Linked DNA regions of Homo sapiens: regions 2, 3, 4 and 5 are each linked to region 1. Evidence: chromatin loops called from intact Hi-C (ENCODE). Cell type or tissue: PC-3. All regions are shown on one strand. Region 1 has its middle 12 kb from the start of ABHD12B. Region 2 overlaps NIN (ninein). Region 3 has its middle 9.0 kb from the start of SAV1. Region 4 overlaps ATL1 (atlastin GTPase 1). Region 5 has its middle 10 kb from the start of MAP4K5.

Region 1 (5,000 bases):
ACAGGCTCATCACTTACCTGTGTCCTGCATTGAACATGTAGTCCTCCAGGCAGGGAATGTGGCACCCTCATTCATAACCCAGGTGCTGCCTAGAGCCAGAAATTTACTTCTCACAGTTTTGGAGATTGGGAAGTCCAAGATCAAGGTTCCGGCAGATGTGCCTGGTGAGGGCCTGCTTTCTCATAGATGGAGCCTTCTCTCTGTGTCCTCACGTGGTGGAAGGGGCAAACGAGCTTTCTCCTGCCTCTTTTATAAGGGCACTAACCCCATTCATGAGGGACCTAATCACCTTCTAATACCATCACCTCTGGGGTTAGGCTTTCAGCATATGAATTTTGGGCAGACACAAACACTCAGACCATAGCAGAGGCTGAATGGAGAGAGAGAATACAAATCAAAGGACAAAAGTTCTAATGAAGATAAAGAACAGCTAGTTCTCTTCCCCTCTCTGGACAATTTGCTTTTCAGAGTATTGTAAATACGTGGACTTATCTTACTGTTTCTCTGAGTGGTCCTGTCTGTACTGAGTCCTTTCCTGGCCAATGCTTGGGCCTGACAGCATCAGATTTCTGAAAAAGAGAGGAAAAAAAAGTCATGGGAGAAGGGGGGCTGGGCAGAGGAAGGAAGCTCTCAGCCTCCTCCTCAAAAATAGGTCTCCAAGGACACTATAGCCATTTCAAACTCTTTTAGCTAAAGGGACCACAGCTGTGGGAGCAAGAACTTATATATATATACATATAAAAAAATAAAAATATATATATATTATTTTTATTTTAGTATTTTGGAGACGGAGTCTCGCTTTGTTGCCCAGGCTGGAGTGCAGTGGCACGAGCTCAGCTCACTGCAACCTCTGCCTCCTGGGTTCATGCAATTCTCCTGTCTCAGCCTCCTCAGTAGCAGGGACTACAGGTGTGTGCCACCATGCCCGGCTAATTTTTTGTATTTTAGTTTCACCGTGTTACTCAGGATGGTCTGGATCTCCTGACTTCATGATCCACCTGCCTTGGCCTCCCAAAGTGCTGGGATTACAGGTGTGAGCCACCGCGCCTGGCCCAACTTAAGTATATTTTTAAGAACAGAAAAAACCCACTTGCTGTGCTGAGTCCTGGCTGAGGCATGTCCAACATAGCAATAGTCCTGACTTTAGTTAGAGCTGTCCTCTTTCCTTTATTTTTTACATTACAAAATAATTCATTTCCATCCTGGCATGGTGGCTTGCACCTGTAGTCCCAGCTACTGGGGAGGCCAAGGTGGAAGGATCAGTTGAGCCCAGGAATTCTAAGTGACAAAGAGCTATGACTGCACCACTGCACTTCAGCCTGGGCAACAGAGTGAGACCCCCATCTTTAAAAAAATAAAAGTTGCACAATTAAAGAAATAAATACAATAAATTCATTTCTTGGGAAAAGATTAAACAATACAAAAGTGTGGAAAATAAAAAGCAAAACTGTATAAATAAAAAGCCTTATTTCCCTGATCCTAGTCCCCAGAGATAGTCCCTGTCTCAGTGTGGATTTTAAATACGCATATGGAGGGTCAAAGTTACAAATCCAATATGGCATCGGAAATGTAAAATTATGCCTAGACTTGTCTAGAGAGTCGAGCTGGATGGAAATGCTACAATAAATGCACATTTCTTTTGTAGTGGAAGAAATAAGCTATCTAGAATACAATACATACAAGGAACTCTTTTGATCAGGGAGGGCCTGAGGTTCAGGAGTGGCTGTGCAGTTTGACTCCTGGCTCTGAGCTTTCTCACTGGCTACTCAACAGGTCACTGCCAGGTAGTGTCCCACACCCAGACAGAGGGGTAACCAACCACCCAGTGCAATGAGGCTGCCCATCCTGGGGGAGCTGGATTGTTTGGTTTTAAAATGCCTGGGCTGGAAGTGCATGCTGGGATGGGGGGAAGCAAGCTGACCCGGGGCTGAGCAGGAAGGGCCCAGGAGCCTGCCTGGGAGCTCACCCCTCCCCAACCCTTCTCTTTAAAGCCACCATCATTCTTCCAACTTGTCAAGCCACACCAAGGCCAAGGGAAGCACAGCACCGGTAGGCTAGGGCTTTGGAAAGCAGAGGCAACAGCTGTGCGAGGGGAAAGCTCCGGGCAGGAGGCAGCCCTGGCTGAGTCTAAAAATAAAACCCGGCCTGACAGCCTGACAAAGGGGCTCTTGTCAGGCGCAGCAAGAGGGGCTGTCCTGGCCGCCCTTGTGAGGCTGTTCTGGGGCCATGTGGGGAATCCCTCCCTTTCTGCCTTTGGGGTGTCATTCTCCAACGGCCTCTTCAGGTGGACCAGGCTGTCCTCAGTAAACAAGCCGCCTCAGCTGGGGGTTTAAAGATGGATCGGCCGCGCCACTGCACTCCAGCCTGGGCGACATAGCGAGTATCCGTCTCAAAAAAAAAAAAAAAAAAAAAAAAAAAAAAGATGGATCGGCTGTGGTACCTTTGTGTACAGACTCTCCTGTCTGCAGTGAAAGTGAAACCGGGTACACGCCCATCTTGCTCTTCAGAGATGGGCGATCTGCCTGTGCCATACTAGAACAGCAGCTCCAGATAGGCAGGGATGAAACACATCCGTCTTTGGGAAGGAAGAAGGAGTGCCGCTGTGTTTCCCCATTTTATAAAAAGGAGCCCTTGGAACCGATTTGCTCTCAAGATGTTGTCAGCTCCAGGCCAAAGTGGGCTCCCCACAAAGGCAGTCCTTTTACTCTCTGCACCGCACAGAGCTCGTTTTCTGAGCCTGTGGGGTGGGAATATCCCGCCTGTGCTCCCCGGGTTTCAACTCGGCTGGTCAGGAGGAAGTTTCTCAGCTTTAAAATGATCAAATTCCTCAACGGATTGAAAAAAAAATGTCAATAGAAAAAGCAAAAACATCAGGGAAATTAGAAAATTAAGCACTAATGAGGAGCAGGAAACATCTGCTAGAAGGAATTCCTCTAGTATTTAATTTTAAAGGTTTTAAAAATGTGTATCTTTTTGGTGTAAATAATTTTAAAACAGAGCTAGCCGGCATCTCAATCTCTAGATTCAAACTTTCTGGCTCCAAGGTGTCACCATTGTTTGTGCTGCTCATCAGCTCACTGCTGCCCCCGCGTGTCTGATCTAAAAATCACAACACAGAGCTTGTTATCAATTTTATGCTTTGCAAATAAATGGAGAAAAGTCCCACCCACCCCCGCCCCCAACCTATTAGCTCCCATGACAACAAACGGTATAGAATGAAAGCAATGTTTTAGCTTGTTAGTGACAGCTGCATAACCCAGGTGAATTTTCAACAAGTCTTTCATTCGAGAAGATATCATTAGATTACTTTTTTTTTTTTTTTTTGCAATTCATTGAGCCTTTGCTGAAAGGATAAATTTAATTCTTAGAGGGAGTGGTTATGGTTATATTAGTGATGTAAGTCTTACTAATGATATCCTCTTCCTGAGAAACTACATGAGTTACTTATTGACCTGCATTAGAGTTTATTTTATAACATTACATAAAAACCCTACATTTAAGATGATTGAAAGTTTGCTTTCAATCACAAAGAGTCTGTGATGTGAGAGAATTTCTGACATAAGGCTCAAACATTAACCAAAGGGCAGCTTCTTTGTGTTCACCTGGTACCTTTGTCTGTAGTGAGCAGATTGGATCACTGTTTTGATGTGAAACTAGTCTGCCTCTGTGATTTCTACTGAGGACCAATTTTTCCTATTTCTTGCTCATCTATGTAGTTTATCTGAGCCACTTTTTGCTTTATAAAAACTGGGACCACACAGAATATCATGCTGCTCTAGAGGCAATTTGGAAAGTGCCTTCCATCCTGAATAGATCAGGGGGACTGCTTCTTTATGCAGAAAGGACACAGTCCCCTCTTCAACATTACCTGTATGGAAGAAATGGCCACTTGTTCCCAATACTCACACCAGAATCTTCCTATATATACTTTAGTGAGACTTCCCAAAGTCATCCACTAAAACCTGAATGCCATTTATGGATCTTAATGATCTTTCACTGTTCAATCTAAAAACAGCTCTGGAAGAGAGGGCTGAGGCTTTACCTCCTACCAAAGCAATCAAACAAGTCTGGTTAAAGTCAGTGCCCACATAGGGCCTATGGGGGCAGATTCTTTTAGATCCAACCCCAGTGTACTCCCAAAGGAAAGCTGTGAAGGGCATGGTCTGAATGGGCAGCTGATATTACTGTAAGAAGAGCACTTGGTAGAATGTTCATCATGTCTTGGAATTTTTTCAGTCACCTGTGTGAGGTTCCTGTGAACTAGGTTAAGACCAGCTTTACCACTCTGCAAGGTAAGGCAGAGATTATGGGTCACAAAATGAGATACAAGTTCAGTATTTCTTGGCTATTGACATTGCTCTGACCAAGTCTTCCCTGTGTTTCTAGTAACATTCCAGGTTCAGCACATCTACAGACATTTAACCCTAAGAGGCAAGGTGCCTATCAATGTCTGGAAAGGCAGCTGACAACCTTGGCAGCAGGGACTTGAGAATTTCTACATAGGAGGAGTGCTGAGGTGACTGGAGAGAATGCCTTGAGGTTGCATTTGCATTCAAGCACACTGTTTTCTATTGTGTATTTATTACGGGCGGCTCTGAGGGTCGCTGTTGGAGCTGCCCATTGGAACTGTCATTGAAGAGAATTCAGTTGGTCATTCTTTCAGTTTTTCAAACAATAGGCTCATTCTAAATATAGAAACATGGTGTGAAGAGTTTATTCAGCCTAAGTTGAAGTCTGTTCAACAGACCAGGGGATCTATGGTTGTGTAACAGTTTTAGAAATCTGAGTAGGGAGACGCCTGCAATGCCTGCAAGTCTTCAGGCTTGTCAGTTCAGCCTGGAGAGGTCCCCTTCTCTAAGTACTCTCAGGAGGGAAGAAGCAGAGGTCCTGGAGTCCAAGCCTGCCTTAACCTTGTGTCTTTACCTTTGCCACTGACCCCTGCCATGTCCATTCTCCTGACCACCATCCAGTTGGGACCATGCTACTTAATTGCTGTATGT
Region 2 (5,000 bases), 60 kb before region 1:
ATCCCACCTCCTCGCCTATGCTGAATGCACCATCACACAGGGATTACACAGTGAAAATGCAAACCCACGCCTGATTCTAAATAAGAGAAGGGAAGAAAATCCAAAGGAACACTAAGACCAAGAAAAATACAGACAGAGACCAGTGGAAACTGACACAGAGAGACAGATATGGAGAGAGAATGAGACAGAGACTGAGACCAAGAGAGGGAAAGAAGTGGGTGGGGAAACAGGAGATAATAGGGACCTAGAGGCCTATGGAGGGGTGGGGAAGGGGAGCAAGAGATATAGATGTGGGAAGACCACCAGGAAGGGAAAGAGTGGAGTGGGAGACTGAGGAGGAGGAGGGGAGAGATGAGCTGGGGTGGAGGAAAGAAGGGAGTTGGGAGGGGAACGTCTCAAGGATGGGAAGGGAGAAGGGGAGGCCAAGAAAGGTTAAACATTAAAAAGGCATCAGCAGAAGCTTTCTGACATGATCTGCCTTTCCTTTTGCTTCCCAGTGCACTCCCTGCCTCTAGGGCCATCACCAGCAAGCAGCCGCACCACACTTCTGTGTGCACTAAGCCCTTTCCAATTAGCACCTCCCTCCCCAACTACTTCTCTCTCCTGGAACCTCCACACAAGATGCAGATGTTTAATTAGGTCTTTCAGTTCCTCCCTGAATGCAGTGACAGAATCTTAGGCGCAGTCTCCACCCAGTTCTTAGCCACCTGAATGATGCTTCTTGCTGGAACACAGGGGCTTCTGGACACAAAAGTAACAGGGTGGCTTTGATTAGCCTTGCCCAGGAGGAAGGCTTCCAGGGGAAAGTTACCACCCCCCGAAGGTGCCTAAGCTGGTGGATGAGTGTGGCAAGGCAAGCCCCAGGGCTGACTGGATGGTCTAAGTCCTAATGCAATTGAAGATCAGTCAACAGGAATAAAATCTTTGAGTTGATAATGATTATATAATTGTTTCCCCAACCTTTTCATAGGAGGATCAACCAGCAGATCTCTGTTAGGATGCCTGCATCTATAGCCATTTTTGGGAAGAAGGATGAGATACACTTTTTACCTAATTGAACCCTCCCCATTGTTCAAGGGGAACTCAAAACTCATTTCTTTCAAGTAATTTCTTGGCACCACTTTCATGGAACCGTTTCTCCTCTACATTTAGTGTGATGCACACTGTCCATAGCTCCCTATTTATTTATTTATTTGAGACGGAGTCTCGCTCTATTGCCAGGCTAGAGTGCAGTGGCACAATCTCAGCTCACTGCAAACTCCACCTCCCAGGTTCAAGCGATTCTCCTGCCTCAGCCTCCCAAGTAGCTGGGACTATAGGCACGTGCCACCACACCCAGCTAATTTTTATATTTTTAGTAGAGACGGGGTTTCACCACGTTGGCCAGATGGTCTTGATCTTTTGACCTCGTGACCCATCTGCCTCGGCCTCCCAAAGTGCTGGGATATGGCTCCCAATTTCATAATAACCATAGTCACATTTTTCTAAAAGCATTTTACACGTTAGGATTACCTACCCGGATAGACTATAACACTTTCCATGGGAAAGAGCTGTGCTTTGGAATCAAACGGACCTGGACCTGGACACAGAGTTCATATCAAGGTTGGGAGTGCCGAACCTCATGAAGACTTAGTTTCCTCATCTGGAAGGAGGGAAAACAATAGGCGCTTCATGGAGTAAGGTCAACATCAGTCTAGCAGCTCTGCCCAGGGAGCTCCAGCCACACTCTGGTCCTTCCACCGGGACTCCTGTGAAGCCAGTGGTGGCCCAAAGCCATCGGGCCAGGGAGAGGTGTCCAGCATCAAGCAACCATGGGAGCAGTCAGCAAGAGTCTCTCAGTCCTCAATCCTGAAGAGTTCCTCAACCTCAATTTTTGGTAACAGGTAAGATTAGTGTAATGACGTTATCCAGTTCGTCACCTCAGAAACTGGAGCTGCTCTGATCTTATTCTTGCCCCAATTTTCTCATTAGTCTCCTTTCCCTGCATCAGTGAGCTGATGTGAGAGGAACACACTGATTTTCTAGGATTCCCTGTAGAAAACCGTCATCCTCATGTCCCGTTTGGAAACCTTCTTATATATCCACTAAGGTTGAAATAAAATATAGACATGGCTCACGCCTGTAATCCCAGCACTTTGCGAGGCTGAGCCAGGCAGAGGTCAGGAGTTTGAGACCAGCCTGGCTAACATGGCGAAACCCTGTTTCTACTAAAAATACAAAAAATTAGCTGGGTGTGGTGGTGCATGCCTGTAATCCCAGCTACTCGGCAGGCTGGGGCAGAAGAATCGCTTGAACCCGGGAGGCAGAGGTTGCAGTGAGCCGAGATTGCACCATTGCATTCCAGCTTGGGCAACAAGAGCAAAACTCCGTCACAAAAACAAAAAACAAACAATATATATACACATACACACACACACACACACACACACACACACACACACACACAACTCCCAAGTAAACTGTTTCATTATCAAAATTCTCACCAGCCCTATTTATTTAATTTTAAATTACATGAGTATTTCTTGCACATATACATATTTTTAAGTTGCCTTTTACCCTTAGTAAATTTCCCACATAAGTATTCTTTCATAGCACAGTTTAATAGCTACTTAGTCATTGTTTACATAGATAGAGCACGATTTGCCTATGAATACACTGTCTAATTTCTTCACTTGCTTTATACAGGCTGACTATCCATTATCTGAAAGGCTTGAGATCAGAAAAAAGTGTTTCAGATTTTAGGAAATCTGAAGTATATCAGTTGAACAACCCAAATCTCAAACTCTGAAATCTGAAATGCTCCAATGAGCATTTCTTTTGAGTATCATGTTGGTGCTTAAAAGTCTTGGATTTTGAAACATTTCATATTTTTGGATTAGGGATGCCCAACATATATATTTTTTCACTACTTTAAATGACTAACCTTATACACACATTTTTATGTACATCTATAATTATTTACATAGCATAAAATCTGAGAGTAGCATGGATTAGCCAAAAGCATTATTACAGTTCTTGGTGCCTATTATCTTAGGTAATCCTAGAAAGGTTCTATCATTTTACAAAACATCAGTGGGGATGAGTGTTTCCAATTTCAGGATTAGAAGCACAATCCTAATATCCTCTTTTGTTGTTGTAGTTGGCACTGGTGGTGGTAGTGGTTTGCTTTGCTTTTTTCTTTGCTTTTTTTTTTTTTTGAGACGGAGTTTCGCTCTGGTTGCCCAAGCTGGAGTGCAATGGTGCAATCTCGGCTCACTGCAACCTCCGCCTCCTGGGTTCAACCGATTCTTCTGCCTCAGCCTCCTGAGTATCTGGCATTACAAGCGTGCACCACCACGCCCAGCTAATTTTTGTATTCTTTAGTAGAGACGGGCTTTCACCATGTTGGTCATGCTGGTCTTGAACTCCTGACCTTGTGATCCGGAGTGATCCCACCTCAGCCTCCCAAAGTGCTGGGATTACAGGCATGAGCCACTGCGCCCGGCTTTTTTTTTTTTTTTTTTTTTGAGACAGAGTCTCGCTTTGTCACTCAGGCTGGTGTGCAGTGGTGCGATCTCAGCTCACTGCAACCTCTGCCTTCCAGGTTCAAGCGATTCTCCTGCCTCAGCCTCCCGAGTAGCTGGGATTACAGGCGCCTGCCACCACGCCCAGCTAATTTTTGTATTTTTAGTAGAGACGGGGTTTCACCATGTTGGTCAGACTGATCTCAAACTCCTGACCGCAGGTGATCCACCTGTCTCACCCTCTCAAAGTCCTGGGATTATAGGCGTGAGCCACCGTGCCCAGCCTGTTTTGCTTTTAACTCTTGGAGAAAACTTCTGGTCCTCACTGTTAGCATTTCATTGATGCCAGCAGAACAGGGACTAAGTTCTTACTTACCTTACTTAACCAACAGAAGACAACAGAACGAGCCTTTGGGCCATCTGTGTGTAATATCTCCTAAAATCAGGGACTTCAGCCAGACTTCAGTGCCTAACCCAAGGCCTCTGAACATAGTTATAAACACAAATCTTCAATCACTGAAATCAATAGCTAGCCTAGTGACAGGCCATAAGACCTGGTTCAAGGCACAATTGCTGAGTAAATGAAAAAATGTCTGTTAACTGTATGTATCACTTCTTCAAAATATAAAGAAAATAATTACAATTATGGCAGTCCTTGAAACTAGGAAGGTCTGTTACAATGAAACAATCATCTGTACCAAAACAATGCCTGGTCCTATTTTTCTAATGAGTTGGCTTTTTCAAACCTGAGGTTTTCCCCATGAATAAACAAAGAGACATTTCCAATGAATCACATCAAGGAAGAAAGAGCTTCCTGCATTATGCTAACATCTACTAAAGAACAGAAATCTAATGCAAGATGCATCAAATGAGGACAAAATCTCTGGAGAGAGGATCCAGCTGGCATGTTGATGCCATGTAGCTTGGAGCTTGTGCCAGCATTTCCATTACAAAAATCCTATAATCCAAAGCCACGGCAAATTGAATAAATAGCTAATAATTAAGTTGTTGCCCCTCTCCTATTCCAGAAAAATAATTTAAAAATTAGATTGTACACATAGATATGAAAGAATTATGCCACTGGCAATGCTAATCAGTTTGGAATTTACAAAAGACTTCCTACATCCCAATCCATTTTTCTGCCTTTATCTGAATTTCAATATTTTTCACTGTGTTGTTATTATTATAAAAATTGCTTTTTAGGGGAAAAACGCTAAGATTCTTAGAATTATAAATATCTGAGTTAAAAAGATGCTGAAAATAATCTAGTCCATATCTCCTGATTCTAAAAATAAAGAGACTGTACCTCAGAGGAGTTATAAATGGCAGAGCCCAAGACTATAGAAATAACTTAATTTCATCTCCTCTCAAATCCCATGAGAGCTTTGTTTTTATAGAATTTATATACAACTGCCTTTTATTAGGAGGCTATAAAAACATGAGATATACTATGCATTTGTCCTTGGGAAGAAGAACTTTATAGTTTCAATGAATGTT
Region 3 (5,000 bases), 180 kb before region 1:
CTGACATTTGTATATCCTACAAACCAAAGAACTAAATCTCATAGAGCAGCGTCCGGGTAGTAGGCCCTGATCCCTCAAATAGCACACTCACAAGTGTTTGCTTTTTTGTTTTGTTTTGTTTTTGTTTTTGAGACAGGGTCTCACTCTGTCACCCATGCTGGAGTGCAGTGGCACAATCACGGCTCACTGCAATCTCGACTTCAACCTCCCGGGCTCAATCCATCGTCCTATCTCAGCCTCCCAAGTAGCTGGGACTACAGGTGCATGCCACCACACCTGGCTAATCTTTCCATTTTTGTAGAGACCAGATATCACCATGTTGCCCAGGCTGGTGCCAAACTGCTGGGCTCAAGCGATCCTCCCACCTCAACTTCCCAAAGTGCTGGGATTATTAGAGGCATGAGCCATCATGCCTGTGTTTGCTTTTTTAATGTATCATTCTAAAATATAAGTATGCAATCAAGGATCACCAGAAATTTCAGGAAAACTTGCAACATGAGTGATAGCAACATAAACAGAAAAATAGACTACAAATAAAACAGGTAATTCAGAGTATAAATGAGTACTTTAAGCAACAATGCTTATTACTATCAACAGGATGATTTGCAAGAAGATATTGCACTCATAAAACAATAGGAAGCTATGAAAAAGAAACAGATCAGAACAATAAAGAGCTGTTGGAAATTAAAGATAGGGGTTGCCAAAGTAGAATTTTCAGAACAAAGTTAGGAAGATAAAGTTGAGCAAATCTCCCAGAAAACAGAACAAAAAGACTGAGATGGGAAATCTCAAAGAACAGAAAAGAGAAATAGGCTTTATACAAAAGGCCCAATATCCTGAAAACTTAAGTTCCAGAAAGAGTTAACAGAGAAAATTGAGAAGTATATGGCAGACTCACTTCACAGCAATAACTTAAACATACCCTGAGAATGACCCTATGATCTCAGAAGAATGTGTGTTCGAAATTCCAAGCTAAGGAATTTGGGAGTAGCCAACCCAGAGATTCATTCCTTATCTATGAGGAACATCTGAATCCCCAGCCCATCCCATGGAAGACAGGCCTTCCAGGAGGATTGAGGTCCTTTGTTTTGGGTTAAATGAAGCTTGTCAGGTGGAGGTTGTTAGGAGGAGGGTGCTAAGGGAAAATGCTACATAAACTGCGCACTTTTTACAGAGGGCAGTGGTTCTCCTGTCCAGCCCACTGCCACTGGACTACCCTGTATATGAGTCCCCTCAATAAGTCCTATGTCTTGTTTGCTGGCTCCAGTTTCTTCTTCGGCCTCTCAAACACGGTGCCATTCCTACTGAAATCAGTAGGGGTCTGGTGACAAGATGCCATCATCAAAAATGAACACAAGATATTTTTTCAGAGAGGGAGGAATTTCCCAATTGATAGGGTATCCCAAGTGCCCTTCGAAATAAATGAAAAAAGATCCATGTCTCAATGTGTTGTGAAATTTCAGAACATTAAGGGTAAAAGGAAGACCCTGAAAGGTTCCAGTGAAAAGATCTTAGCATTCTGACATTTGTATATCCTGCAAACAGAAGACAAAAGTATCAATTATGAAGGAATGAGAATCACACTAATGTCAGATTTTTCATCAGCAACAAGGATTTCTATAAGACTATGGAGCAATGCCCTCAAATAAATGAGGGAAAATTAGTTGACAATTTTATACCCATCAAAAAAGGTGAATCAAAATCCAAATGTCAATCAAAAATGAAAGAATAAAGACATTTTTTGGAAATAAAGGGACTCAGAAAGTATACTTTTCATGTATCCTATTCTAGTAAGTTACTTTAGAAGATAAGTTTTTAAAAAATGAGAGAATAAACTCACACAAAGGACAAAACAAAAACAGAAAAATAGGGACTCAAGAAATAGTGAATCTAACTCAGGAAAGTAATTTTAGTCTCAGTATCATGGTTGTATAGCAAGCCTGGAAGCCAATCAATCCAGAGTGAAATTGGCCTTTAGAGGACTCTAAAAGGAAGCTACCTAGGAAAAGATGAGATTTAAGAAATCTGTGTTAGAACAAATTACGAAGGTGATAAAGGCAGAAGATTCAGTGAAAAAAGAAAAGCAATGGGACATGAAAATTCAGGGAAATACAGCATTTTGGGACCTTCTGAGAAGACCTACTTTGAGAACAAAGAGATTAGATTTGATTTTGACAAACCAAGAGATTAGTCAAAATTTGAAACTCAGGATTGGAGAAGTAACTGTAAGTGAACAGGTGGTAATCATTGAATACATTTAACTACAGAAAAGCCTAAACAATGGTGAGAAATAGGGTTTTTAAAGAAACCAGGCCAGGCACAGTGGCTCATGCCAGTAATCCCAGCACTTTGGGAAACTGAGGCGGGAGGATCCCTTGAGCCCAGGAGTTTGAGGCCAGCCCGGGCAACACAGGGAGACCTTCCGTCTTTACAAAAAAAATGCAAAAATTAGCCAAGTGTGGTGGAACATGCCTGTAGTCCCAGCTACTCAGGAGGCTAAGGTAGGAGTATCAATTGAGCTCAGGAGGTTAAGGCTGTCATGAGCTGTGATCGTGTCACTACACTCCAGGATGGGTGACAGAGTGAGCCCGTTTCAAAAATAAAAAATAAGGAAACCAAACTTTGTTATGCATTTTCTCATGTTACCGCATCTTAAAAAATTTCAGTTTAAAGAGCTCAGTATCTTTAACAACAACCAAAATTATACATTGAGTCAAGACAGGTCTAAACAGGACATTGAATGTCAAAATCCTGTGCCTTTGGCTGGCAATGCTGTTTATTTCGTGCTGATCAGGATTGAGGAACTAGAAATAACAATGTAGACAAAGAGCAGATTCAGTGGAGTGAGGAAATGGGAGGGGATGAACAGGAGGTTGTGGTCAGAGGGGAATTTCAGAGTTTTAAATAGTTATCAGGTGTGACCAAATTAGCTCGTAGTTGGAGTAGAGGTGGAAGTAATGAAATTGAGAAAGGAATGTAAAGGTCGCATGTTAGAAAACATGGAATATGGTAAAACAAACAACAAACTAAGCCATTGAAACAGGATGAAGGGACTGTCCTGCAAGTAGTAGAGAAGGAAGAGGAACGGCGACATAAATAAAAGGCATAAAAATAGATTTCTTTCTTATGATTCATGTATTACTCAGAGGCTTCTGAATTCCTAGAACTTCTATTGAGATTTCCAAATCAGTTAGTAATAATATTCAAATATTGTATTTCACTGATGTGCTTTACTGTTAATTTCACAGTGCTATTAGAGGCCTAATGTCTTCAGATAAATTGATGTCAGAGCTTCCACAATAGTCTGTTGTCAATTTAGAGTATGGGTAGCTTTGCATGTTAGGGCCAAATGATCTCAGATGTAATTAGTTAATAGAACTGTGGGTGATCAGAAGTTAAGGATCTTGAGATGGAGAGAATGAGCTGGAAGTATCCAGGTGGGCCCAATGCCCAACGTAATCACAAGAGTCCTTATAAAAGAGAGTCAGGAAAGTGGTGACAGGAGACGTGAGGATAGAAGCAGGAGGTTGATGAGGTGAGCCAAGCAGGCAGCCAGTCTCCAGAGGCTGAAGAAGTCAGGGAAGCGGATTCTGCCCTCAGAGCTCCCAGAGGCAGCCACCCTGCCAACAACACCTGGGCTTTAGCCTCCTGAGACTGATTTTGGACTTCTCATCTCCAGAATTGTAAGATAATGAATTGGTGTTGTTTTATGCCAGTAAGTTTATGGTAGTTTTTACGGTAGCAACAGGAAACTAATACGAAAAGTTTGCAAATGGTTTCAGGGTTTTGATTGCCAAATTTTATCAGCAGTGTGTGAATGCCTGTCTTTAAATTTTTAACTGACACATACATATTATGGAGTACAGAGTGATATTTTGATGCGTATGTACAATATGTAATGATCCAATCAGGGTAATTAGCATTATCTGTAACTTCAAATATTTATAATTGCTTTGTGGTGGGAACATTCAAAGTCCTCTCCTAGCTATATGAAAATATACAATAGACTACTAACTATAGTCACTCCACAGTGTCATAGAACACTGCAATTTATTTTTCCTAACTGTAGTTTTGCATCCATTAACCAGCCTCTCCCTATCTTCCCCTCTCCCCTACCCTTCCCACCCTCTAGTAATCACTATAGTTTTTTAGTGTCCACATATGAGTGAGAACATGCATTACTTATTTTTCCTTGCCTAGCTTATTTCACTTAATATAATGTCCTCTAATTCCATCCATGTTGTTGTAAATGATATGATTTAATTCTTTATGGCCAAATAGTATTCCATTGTGTATATATACCACATTTTCCTTAGCCATTCATCTGTTGGTGGATTTCATGTGCGTCTGTGTGAGGAGACCACCGAACAGGCCTTGTGTGAGCAACAAGGCTGTTTATTTCACCTGTGTGCAGGTAGGCTGAGTCCGAAAAGAGAGTCAGCAAAGGGTAGTGGATTATCATTAGTTCTTATAGGTTTGGGGATAGGCGGTGAAGTTAAGAGCAATGTTTTGCGGGCAGGAGTGGATCTCACAAAGTACATTCTCAAGGGTGGGGAGAATTACAAAGAACCTTCTTATGGGTGGGGGAGATTACAAAGTACCTTCTTAAGGGTGGGGGAGATTACAAAGTACATTGATCAGTTAGGGTGGGGAAGAAACAAATCACAATGGTGGAATGTCATCAGTTAAGGCTATTTTTACTTCTTTTGTGGATCTTCAGTTACTTCAGGACATCTGCATGTATACGTGCAAGTCACAGGGGATGCGATGGCTTGGCTTGGGCTCAGAGGCCTGACAGTGGACACTTAGGTTGATGCCATATTTTGGCTATTGTGACTAGCACTGCAATAAACTTGGGGGCGCAGACGTCTCTTTGATATACTGACTTCCTTTTCTTTGGATAAATACCCAGTAGTGAGATTGCTGGATCATATAATAGTTGTATATTTAGTTTTTGAGGCACTTCCATGCTGTTTACCATAATGGCTATATTAATTTAC
Region 4 (5,000 bases), 240 kb before region 1:
AAGGCAGCTTCAATTTCCATAAAAGTTCCATTTTAATGAGACTTTTATATCTTACAAGACTGCTGCTAAAGCCCTCTTTTGTGCAGAAATATCGTACTTTGCCTCCGTGTTTCTTTGGGCAGTTTTGAAAGTCTGCTATCTACATTATTTTTCTGTCCCACGCTGAATCTTACAATTTGGTGTGATTTCTATCCAGGATGTCTTGTCAGCTGACTGTGATGTTCTCCAGAGGGCTGGCATCTCACTGGTTGCCTCTAGTGAAGAAAAGTCTCCGAATAAACAATTATGCAAAAGTTGTTCTTTGATAATAGTTTCTCATATACTCTTTCACACACAGAAATAACTTTCTAGCTCATTATCAATAGTAACCATTGTTATAATAACTATTTGTTCATGGTCCCTCAAAGTATTGCAATTATTATTGTCTTACCTATTTCTAGTGTTATTAAAAACTGATAATAATATGATTAAATTTAACTACTGTTAATTTAAGAACTTCCCAAAAGGAAATGAAAAAGATTAAAGGTACTGAATCACATTCATTTATGCTTCATTCAACCAGCTTTTATTGGGTGCTTACTGAATACCTACCCTAGCACAGCAGATACAATTTTTTAAATAACAAGGAGTTATCCTTTTTTTTCTTTTGAGGTTGCTCTGCGTTATAGTACCATATGTAGAATGAGCAGGTAGCCACATTATAAGATGTGGAGCTGCTTCCTTAGCAGCTGCAGTTAGACTTGAGAATGCATAGTCAAATGCGTGTTTCCAATCACTTATCAGAATCAGGAAATCCTGAGAAAATATCTTCCTTTGTTAATTTATACAGCAATACTATACTAGTGCATCTGCCCTGTGGAGTTCTTATAAAGCATACATCGTATTCTCAATTATTGTGTCAGGTAACCACCACTTTGACCAAGCCCCTAAAGTCCTTGGAAGATTTTGCCCTTGTGGAAAAAATTACTGAAGAAAATTACTGAACATAATTCTGAATCAGCTATTCATATATATTAATTGACCACTTGCAAGGCCAAAGCTTATTAATGCCCCTCGGCAAATCGATTTGAACTGGTTTGCAGATTTTCTGGTTCATGTCTTTACTGTGTTCAACTAACATTAGCAAGAGCTCACCACCTACGTATGTTATGAATATATTGTTCTTATTTTCTGAATCCAAAATTGGAATACCTAGCATTGGTTCCAATGAGAACAAAGAGGGCTACTGCCATCTTCAGACACATTTTTAATCCAAATGTATGGTTAGATGCTGGTTACTTTAATGATAATTAATTACCACACTTGCTGGTGCATTAACACACAGTCGTATCTTATTCCATTCCAATTGTATAAGGAATGTTTGGGGGCAGAAATTTATATACAAGTTCTGAAAGTGATTTTAAAGTGGTTTTATAAGAAGAAAACTTTGTTTTATTCAGAAACTGAAGAATTCATACATTCTAGGTGTATAGTAATATTCTACTAAAGATGAAAAAACGTAAAATCATATAGCAAAAAAGAAACCTATTAGTGTCAGTGAATACAGATACATGGCAGGCAATAAAACACAAAACAGGAACGTGGTAACATAAATACAAATATCAGTATTGTAGTCCAGTGAATACTAGTAACTAAAAAGCAAACCACAATAATAAATCTATATATAGTACAAAGCAAAATTATCAGTGAAAATTGGTACAATGCAAACAGCAAAATAAGTGAATAAACTCCACTGCAAGTACCTGTAAATCACGGTCACTAGAATTTCAAAGTGGCACAAAACATGAAACAAAATAACTTGGAAAGATATCCAGCATCATGCTTGTGTGTGTTATAAAAGAAGTAAAGAAAACAAATTCTAACATAAAATAGTATTTCAATGTAGCCCCAATGTTATAACTGGGGCTATAATAAAGGGGAAAATGCAAACACAGTCTTAAGTTTTGAATCTTTAAGGCCTTCAAAATCACCAACCCCAAAGCCTGAAAACTCTAACTCTGCTAAAATTTAGATTTTTAAAAATTACAGGCAGTTACTGAATTTACTTAGAAATCAAGCAAGTCACTGGACAGATCTTGCTTTTTTACATAGTATGTGTATTTTTCCATATATATATAATGTATGTGTGTGTGTGTGTGTGTATATATATATATATTTTTTTTTCTTTCTTTGAGACAGGGTCTTGCTCTGTCGCACAGGCTGGAGTGCAGTGGCACAATCTTGGCTCACTGCAACCTCCGCTTCCTAGGTTCAAGCGATTCTCCTGCCTCAGCCTTCCGAGTAGCTGGGACTACAGGCATGTGCCACAATGTACAGCTAATTTTTTTTATTTTGAGACGGAGTCTCCCTCTGTCGCCCAAGCTGGAGTGCAGTGGCGTGATCTCAGCTCACTGCAACCTCTGCCTCCCGGGTTCAAGCGATTCCCCTGCCTCAGCCTCCAGAGTAGCTGGGACTACAGGCATATGCCACCCACGCCTGGCTAATTTTTTTTATTTTTATTTTTAGTAGAGGTGGGGTTTCACCGTGTTAGCCAGGATGGTGTCGATCTCCTGACCTCATGATCCACCCGCCTCAGCCTCCCAAAGTGCTGGGATTACAGGCGTAAGCCACTGCACCCAGCCGTGTACAGCTAATTTTTATATCTTAATACAGACAGGATTTCACCACGTTGGCCAGGCTGGTCTCAGACTCCTGACCTCAAATGATCCACCTGCCTCGGCCTCCCAAAGTGCCGGGATTACAGGTGGGAGCCACTGCACCCGGCCCCAATTTTTCCATATATTTGAAATAACAATTTAAGAAATTGTCCCTGTGTTCAGAAGACTTCTCTCGTGATCTGTTTTCTATATTACTTTGCTAAGTCTGTAATGTTAAGCTTTAACCTACTGCTACAGCTTGGGTTATGTGTAATCAATTATATCAAACATGACAACTACATACTCATACTACCTCTCATCTGCTTAAGTGGCCTTTTCTTGCTATTTTATTTTGTGTTGCTGAGTTCCACCACTAGAGGTAGCATCATTGTCACTATCTTTTTGAACTCTGCAGTCCAGTTACCACAGCTTACCCAGTTTTGTACAGTTCTTAGAAGGTGGGCACGCTATGCACGGAGCAATTTTTGGATACATTTTCTGGAGGGAATGCATTATAATAAGCCAGTAAAAATCTGGTCTCTTCCCCATTTATGAGCCTATATATATAAAACCACAAACAAGACTTAAAACATGAACTGGTTATGGCTGGGCACGGTGGCTCATGCCTGTAATCCCAGCACCTTGGGAGGCCGAGGCGGGAGGATCATGAGGTCAAGAGATCAAGACCATCCTGGCCAACATGGTGAAACCCCTCCTCTACTAAAAATACAAAAATTAGCTGGGCATAGTGGTGTGTGCCTGTAGTCCCAGCTACTCAGGAGGCTGAGGCAGGAGAATTGCTTGAACCCAGGAGGCAGAGGTTGCAGTGAGCTGAGATTGCACCACTGCACTCCAGCCTGGGCGACAGAGCAAGACTTCATTTCAAAACAAACAAACAAAAAAGCAAAAACAAAACTTGAACTGGTTATATGAATGGGCTACATACAAAGCATACATGTAAAATCAAGCAAGCTAACTTATAATATCAAGAAAGCTAACTTATAGGTGGAAGACAAGATACATATGAAACGGGAGTGGAAATTTGGGCAAGGAGAATCATTCACTGTGAGAAGAGCAGGTTTCAGGAGTCGCTTAAATGATGGGGAAGTGAGTGATGGCATTATCACTGGGGAGGAAATGGGGGAGATCAAAGGATGTTTTATTCTGTGGCATGGAGGACTGGGAAGGATTCCAAAAATAATAATGGATTTGCTTTTACTTGTAGAAATAGATGATGAATTCATCAAAAACTTGAAAATACTGATTCCTTGGCTACTTAGTCCCGAGAGCCTAGATATTAAAGAGATCAATGGGAATAAAATCACCTGCCGGGGTCTGGTGGAGTACTTCAAGGTATCACTCTCATTTCTAGAGCATTCGTGGGATAGATTTGACATATATTGGATCGTAATTCCTATAAACAAAAATTATAGACCCGATAATATGGGAGCAAAGGTACGAGGAATCTATAAAAAGGATTTTAAAAATCCTTTCTAAAAAGCTTTTTCAAAACCTTTCAGAAAGCTTACTTTCTGAAATTATTCTTTTGAGGAAACTACATATAGGTAACATTATTGTCCCCTTTTATCTTGAGGGAGCTGTATTTTGAAATATGAATGTAAGAGTTGGAAAAGTCTTTTGGGGGGATGGGGTGTTTCCCAGGGTCCATGGTCTATTCTGAATTTTACCTTCATAATTCTGAAGATTTTCCCCAAGGGGATACCTTCCTACTGAAGAAAATACTTCCCCATTTCTTACTCTCTGCACCAAGAGCCAATATGAAGTGGAATTATTTTAAATTTGCATTTACCTGTTTACCTTCCTTAGATAGCACTGAATACTTTTTACCAGCACTGAATACTTTTTACCAACCCGTATATATCCTGGAGAATTTCAGTTACCAACCCAATTGTGGACTGATGCTCCAAGGACTAAAATATCAATTTTTAAAATTCATGTTTTGTCATTTAATATGCTATCATATAGGTTCTGTGTGATCTGTTTACCTTCATGATTGTCAGCAATAAATGCCATGTTATTAATCTAAAATATGAATTTTTACTGCGTGTAACACTGTGGAGGTGCTTACAATTTGGTAGGAGATTCAGGACCTTCACAAGGGTCTGTTCCATAAAGCTTATGACATCAGCAGGGTACAGATTCCTGCGGGTAACTGAAAAGGGCGTTACTCCCGGCAGAGGGGTCTAAGAACATTTTAAAGGGAGTGGCATTGAGTTGAGCCTTTAAGAAGGGCCAGATTGGCAGACAGAGATGTTTGAAAAAGGCATTTCAGGAAAGGGAAACAACATGAACTAAGAAAAAAGGGAATTTAAGTATGAGAAAGATAAAATAGTTATAAGTTCC
Region 5 (5,000 bases), 320 kb before region 1:
AGAAACCTAACTGAAATCTCTGTAACAGAGATTCAAGACATATTACCTGAATCTTAGACATAAACCAATTCACAAACCTGGAGTCCCTTAATTAAGGGTGAGGGCGGATGTCTTTGAGGGAGAGTCCCATAGTGCAGCCAGGTATAAACGGTGACTTTTCCCCAAGGCCATTTCCAGAGGTACTTGTAGCCTTTTACCAGGGTGATTGTGAGCTAAGGAATGGGTGATTCTCATACATTCTGGAGGTTAATTGATATTAGCTCTAAATAATAATCTCTGCAGTCTCAAAATACCGCCAAAATTCCAGTGATTAAAGTAGAGATTTAAGAAAGTCAAGTGGGACTAAAGATCCACTCTGGAGTTATTTTTCCAGTCCCAAAATATATGTGAGTATAGATATATTGAGTAGCAGAATTCCTACATTAGGTTTCTAGGGAGCTATTATGATAGGTAGGAACAAGTGTAACCTCCCTAGCTAACTTCTTACCCATGCCAAAGTAGAATACCAAGATTAAATTTGATCTCCAGGGAAATTACAGAGATTAGTGCCACCATTAAAGATATGAAAGATACAAGTCTTTTCCTTTTAACTCCTCTTGGCTTGTGCAATAGCCAAATTAGTTTTGGAGAATGTGGATTATTAAAAATTTAATCAAATGTTGATGCTAGTCATAGTTGTGGTTCCACATATGGGGGATCTTTACTAGAGCAAATCAGAACAGCTCTTGGCACCTAGAAGGTAGCTATTGACTTGAAAACTAGAAAGTAGCTTTCTTTTCAATTCCCGTCAGCAAAAATAATCAGAAGCAGTTTGCTTTCACATGATTGCAACAGCACTGTCATTGTACTACCTCAGGGATATTTAAAGACTTCTGTTCTATGATAGAGTATCATTCCAGAGGGACCTTTGTTTCCTTGATATCCAGTAGAATATCATGGTAGTCTTTTATCTTGATAACATTATGCAAATTGCACCTTGTGAGCAGGAAGTAGCAACCACCCTACATACTTTAAAAAATACCACTAATACCAGAGAACGAGAGATAAACCCAGTTCAGGAACCTGACACATTAGTGACATTTCTAACAAGGAAGTAGTGCTCTACCTTGTATCATCCACCTTAAAGATGCACAGTGTTTGTTTGGCCTGTTTGTATTTTGAGACAATGTACTGCATTTGCTACTCTTTGACCCATGTAACCTGTATGACTGCCACCTTGTTCATATCACTTGGAACTACATAATGTACTACAGAGAAGGCTATGATGCAAGCTGCCCTGACACTTAGGCTTTAGGATTCAGCAGACCCAATGGTAAACAGGAAACTGTATGGAGTCTCTTGCAACCCCAGTAGGAGAATCCCAATGCAGACCCCTAGGATTTTGGTATAAGAATATGCTGTTGGCCAGGCGCGGTGGCTCACGCCTGTAATCCCAGCATTTAGGGAGGCCGAGGCAGGAGGATCACGAGGTCAGGAGATTGAGATCACGGTGAAACCCCATCTCTCTAAAAATACAAAAAATTAGCTGGGTGCGGTGGCGAGTGCCTGTAGTCCCAGCTACTTGGGAAGCTGAGGCAGGAGAATGGCATGAACCCAGGAGGCAGAGCTTGTAGTGAGCCGAGATCGCGCCACTGCACTCCAGCCTGGGCGACAGAGCGAGATTCCGTCTCAAAAAAAAAAAAAAAAAAAAAAAAAAAAAAAAAAAAAAAAAAGAATATGCTGTTATCTGCTGACAGCTATTGTCTGTTTGAAAGGCAACTCTTGATTTACTTCTAGGTCTTAGTAGAGGCTAGACTCCTGACCACAGGATACTAAGTAACTATGTGACATTAACTGCTCTTTAGAAATTGGGAGTTACCCTGCATGTTCTCACTCATAAGTGAGAGTTGAACAATGAGAACACGTGGACACAGGGAGGGGAACATCACACACCGGGGGCCTGTGGTGTCGGGGGGAGGGGGTTGGGGGCAAGGGGAGAGAGAGCACTAGGACAAATACCTAATGCATACGGGACTTAAAACCTAAATGACAGGTTGATAGGTGCAGCAAACTACCATGGCATATGTATACCTGTGTAACAAACCTGCACATTCTGTACAGGTATCCCAGAACTTAAAGTAAAATTAAAAAAATAAAAGAAAATAAAAGAAATTGGATGTTACCTAATTTACTGGATCGTAAGTTGAACATGGGCAGCAGAATTCCGTTGTCAAATGGAAGAGTATACACTGAGGTGGCCTGAGATGATCTGGAAGACACAAGTAAATCATATGGAACAAATGTCCATTGGACCTGCCCTTACTTCTTTGCCACCTGTTTTTTTTTCAACCCATTATCTATAGGCTCATAGCCATTTAGCAGGGGAAGAAAAAGTTTAGGCTTGGTTTATTAATGGTCTGCATAATATGCTAGCACCAACTTGAAGCAGAGAGCCACAGAATTCTGTGCCCACACCATAATGGGGTGGCCCTGAAAGATAGGAGGAGAAATTCTCCCAGTGGATATAACTTTGAACAATACATCTGGTTGTCCTCTTTTTTAGGAAGAAGAGCTGATCTGAGGTATGGATCTGTACTGATTCATGCACAGTAGCTAATAGGTTGGTCAATTACTTGGAAGGAAGAAGATTTGAGATAAGGAAGTCAGTGGGAGAAGTATTATGGATGGATTCTTAAAATTGCCCAGAATGTGAAAATAACTGTGAACTACAATACTGCCCAGCAGAGGGCATCCATCTCGATAGTTATACAAGAAGATCTGTTCTCCAGGTGTCAATCAGCCTCTTTACACAGTCACTCTAGTGCTTGCTCAGTGTGCCTACGTGACAATAGGAATGTAAGCTAACATTAGATTCAACAATGTAGACTTCTACTTGCCAAGGATAATTCAGTTACTGCCACTATGGAGTGATTAATCTGCTTATAGCAGAGGCCATTGCAGAGATCCCAGTATGATACTGTTCCCTTGACAGATAAGTCAACCATCTGGTGGCAGTTTAATTTCACTAGATTCCTTTCATTATAGAGGGAAGAGTGACCTGTCATCATGGGAATAGATACATATTCTAGGTAGAGGTTTACCTTCCCTGCTTGGAAAGCTTCTATTAGTGCCACAATTCATGGGCTTATGGAATGCCTTGTTTTATCACCATGTATCACAAATATCTTTGAGCAAGAAAGTAATTTTATTATGAGAGAAGTGTGGCAGCAGAGTCATGCCCATGGAATTAACTGATCTTACCCATCACTCAGGAACAGCTAGTTTGATAGGATAGAGGAAAGTATGCAGAAGGATCAATCGTGGTGCTGGCTGAGAGAAAACCCCTGTAAGGATGTAGTATAGGACTCAACCCAGTCACCATTATATGTTGTCATCTACTCAATATTCAGAATGCATGGGCCTGTGAACCAAGAGGCAGAGGTAGGAGTGGCTCTTCTATTATTCCTAATAACTCTCTTGAAAGTTTTTTTCTCTACAACTTTGTCTCTATTATATTGTCCCTATAGGATTGGACTTGGTGAGTTTGGAGGCCCTAGTGCCCAAGGGATTGATACTTTCCCCAGATGACATGGTCACAATTCTATTTAACGGGAAGCTGAAACTGCCATCTGGCTATTTTGGAGTCTTCAGATCACTAAATCAACAGTTAGAGAAGGGGGTCATTGTACTGGTTGGGGTGATTGATTCTAACTACCATGGGGAAATTGGTTATTGCTCCGCAAAGGAAACAAGGAAGACTATGTCTGGAATCCCAGGTATTCACTAGGGTGTCTCTTAGTATTCACATCTCTAATATTACTGGACAGTGGGAAACTGAAGCAACCCAATGAAGATGAGAGCACTAAGGACTTGGATCCTCTGAGACTAAGGTTGGGTGACCCCACCAGATGAGGTATGAGTTAAGGGTTATGGGAAAGTGGAAGCCATGATGATCACTTTGGCCCTTGGGCCCAATAACTACCCTCTTTTCTCTGTCCTTACTATCAGAACCACAATTTTGTTGACCTCTTCCAAGTGGCTATGTCCATCAGGGGAGACTGAGACACTCCCCCGTCTTAGGGAATAAATCTTGATTGGTCTAGCCTCATTTTTCTTATTAAAGGAATGGTTTAGGCTTGGACAATTCTGGACAATGACACAGGAGGAAAAGTCTGCTGGAGTGCTTCTAGGAAGGTTTTCCTTGCTATTAACAGGGTACACAAGACACAGACATGACTTATTCTGTCTCTAGGCATGGATGTCTGCTTCTGATGTGACTAGAATGGCAACTGCCATTTTGAAAACATAAGAGGAGCCAGCATTAGAAAATAAGGTGGCTGGGCGATGGTGGCTCACACTTGTAATCTCAGAGCTTTGGGAGGCTGAGGTGGGAGGATTGCTTGAGCTCGGGAGTTTGAGACCAGCCTGGGGAACATAGTGAGAACTCATCTCTACTGAAAGTTGGGAAAAAATTAGCCAGGCATGGTGGCATGACGCTATAAATGCAGCTACTCAGAAGGCTGAAGCAGGAGGATTGCATGAGCCTGGGAGATGGATGCTGCAATGAGCTATGATTGTACCACTGCACTCCAGCCTGAGTGACAGAGTGAGACCCACTCTCAAAAAAAAAAAAAAAAAAAAAAAAAAGAAGCCAACTATAATGTAACAGGTCCCTCACCAGATTACTGAAGGGTGTGTGTCCACTGCTTGAACTCGGAAGGCCAGGCTGTGAGCCAAGGCCATGATGTCCAGCCAAGGAACAGGTGTTTCTGAGAACCCAAACATCATGGAGAGTATCTGGGAACCTACTAAGAAAAACAGTCTCATTGCTCAAACACAGTAGGCAAAGAGCCAGAAAATTAAAGGCAGTTTAGAGATGGAAAGTAGCACAGGTCTCTAGAGCTGTCCTGCTGCTGCTCAGGAGCGCCCTGTATGTAAGTCCTAATAAACTCATCTACTTGCCAATCTGAACTGTCTGAGTCACGTTTTGGTCTCAGCTCCCTCCCAGTTTGGGAGACCAT

Evidence for each region. Hi-C counts contacts between places; a loop is a spot of excess contacts. Peaks named below come from ENCODE experiments on the same cell type or tissue, not always from the same donor. Only the 100,000 strongest peaks of a DNase experiment are listed, where the experiment ranks them.
Region 2: a loop joins it to region 1, with 4 times the contacts of the local background. A loop is called at or near these places in 16 of 110 quality-filtered maps.
Region 3: it touches region 1 in a loop (3-fold over the local background); 6 of 110 quality-filtered maps call a loop at or near these places.
Region 4: it touches region 1 in a loop (13-fold over the local background); 14 of 110 quality-filtered maps call a loop at or near these places.
Region 5: it touches region 1 in a loop (13-fold over the local background); 21 of 110 quality-filtered maps call a loop at or near these places.

The regions. Positions count from the first base shown.
Region 1 is chr14:50,857,601-50,862,600 of GRCh38, forward strand. No RefSeq gene overlaps it. Among named protein-coding and RNA genes, the nearest start is that of ABHD12B, 12 kb to the right of the region's middle. In PC-3, a CTCF peak has its summit at 3,054; DNase peaks (open chromatin) are centred at 2,521 and 3,091; H3K4me3 peaks cover 1,300 bases; H3K27ac peaks cover 546 bases.
Region 2 is chr14:50,797,603-50,802,602 of GRCh38, forward strand. The region is part of intron 4 of NIN (ninein); the gene reads right to left. Among named protein-coding and RNA genes, the nearest start is that of NIN, 31 kb to the right of the region's middle. In PC-3, no CTCF peak of the experiment used is centred here; DNase peaks (open chromatin) are centred at 2,639 and 4,269; H3K27ac peaks cover 2,953 bases.
Region 3 is chr14:50,674,802-50,679,801 of GRCh38, forward strand. No RefSeq gene overlaps it. Among named protein-coding and RNA genes, the nearest start is that of SAV1, 9.0 kb to the left of the region's middle. In PC-3, no CTCF peak of the experiment used is centred here; DNase peaks (open chromatin) are centred at 1,010 and 2,940; H3K4me3 peaks cover 1,067 bases; H3K27ac peaks cover 2,222 bases.
Region 4 is chr14:50,616,738-50,621,737 of GRCh38, forward strand. ATL1 (atlastin GTPase 1) reads left to right here. Exons shown (of 14, transcript NM_015915.5): 9 at 3,862-3,989. Among named protein-coding and RNA genes, the nearest start is that of SAV1, 49 kb to the right of the region's middle. In PC-3, a CTCF peak has its summit at 3,013; DNase peaks (open chromatin) are centred at 3,014 and 3,774.
Region 5 is chr14:50,540,337-50,545,336 of GRCh38, forward strand. It overlaps a transcript of MAP4K5 not described here and a transcript of ATL1 not described here. Among named protein-coding and RNA genes, the nearest start is that of MAP4K5, 10 kb to the left of the region's middle. In PC-3, a CTCF peak has its summit at 2,719 (motif pointing right); a DNase peak (open chromatin) is centred at 2,785.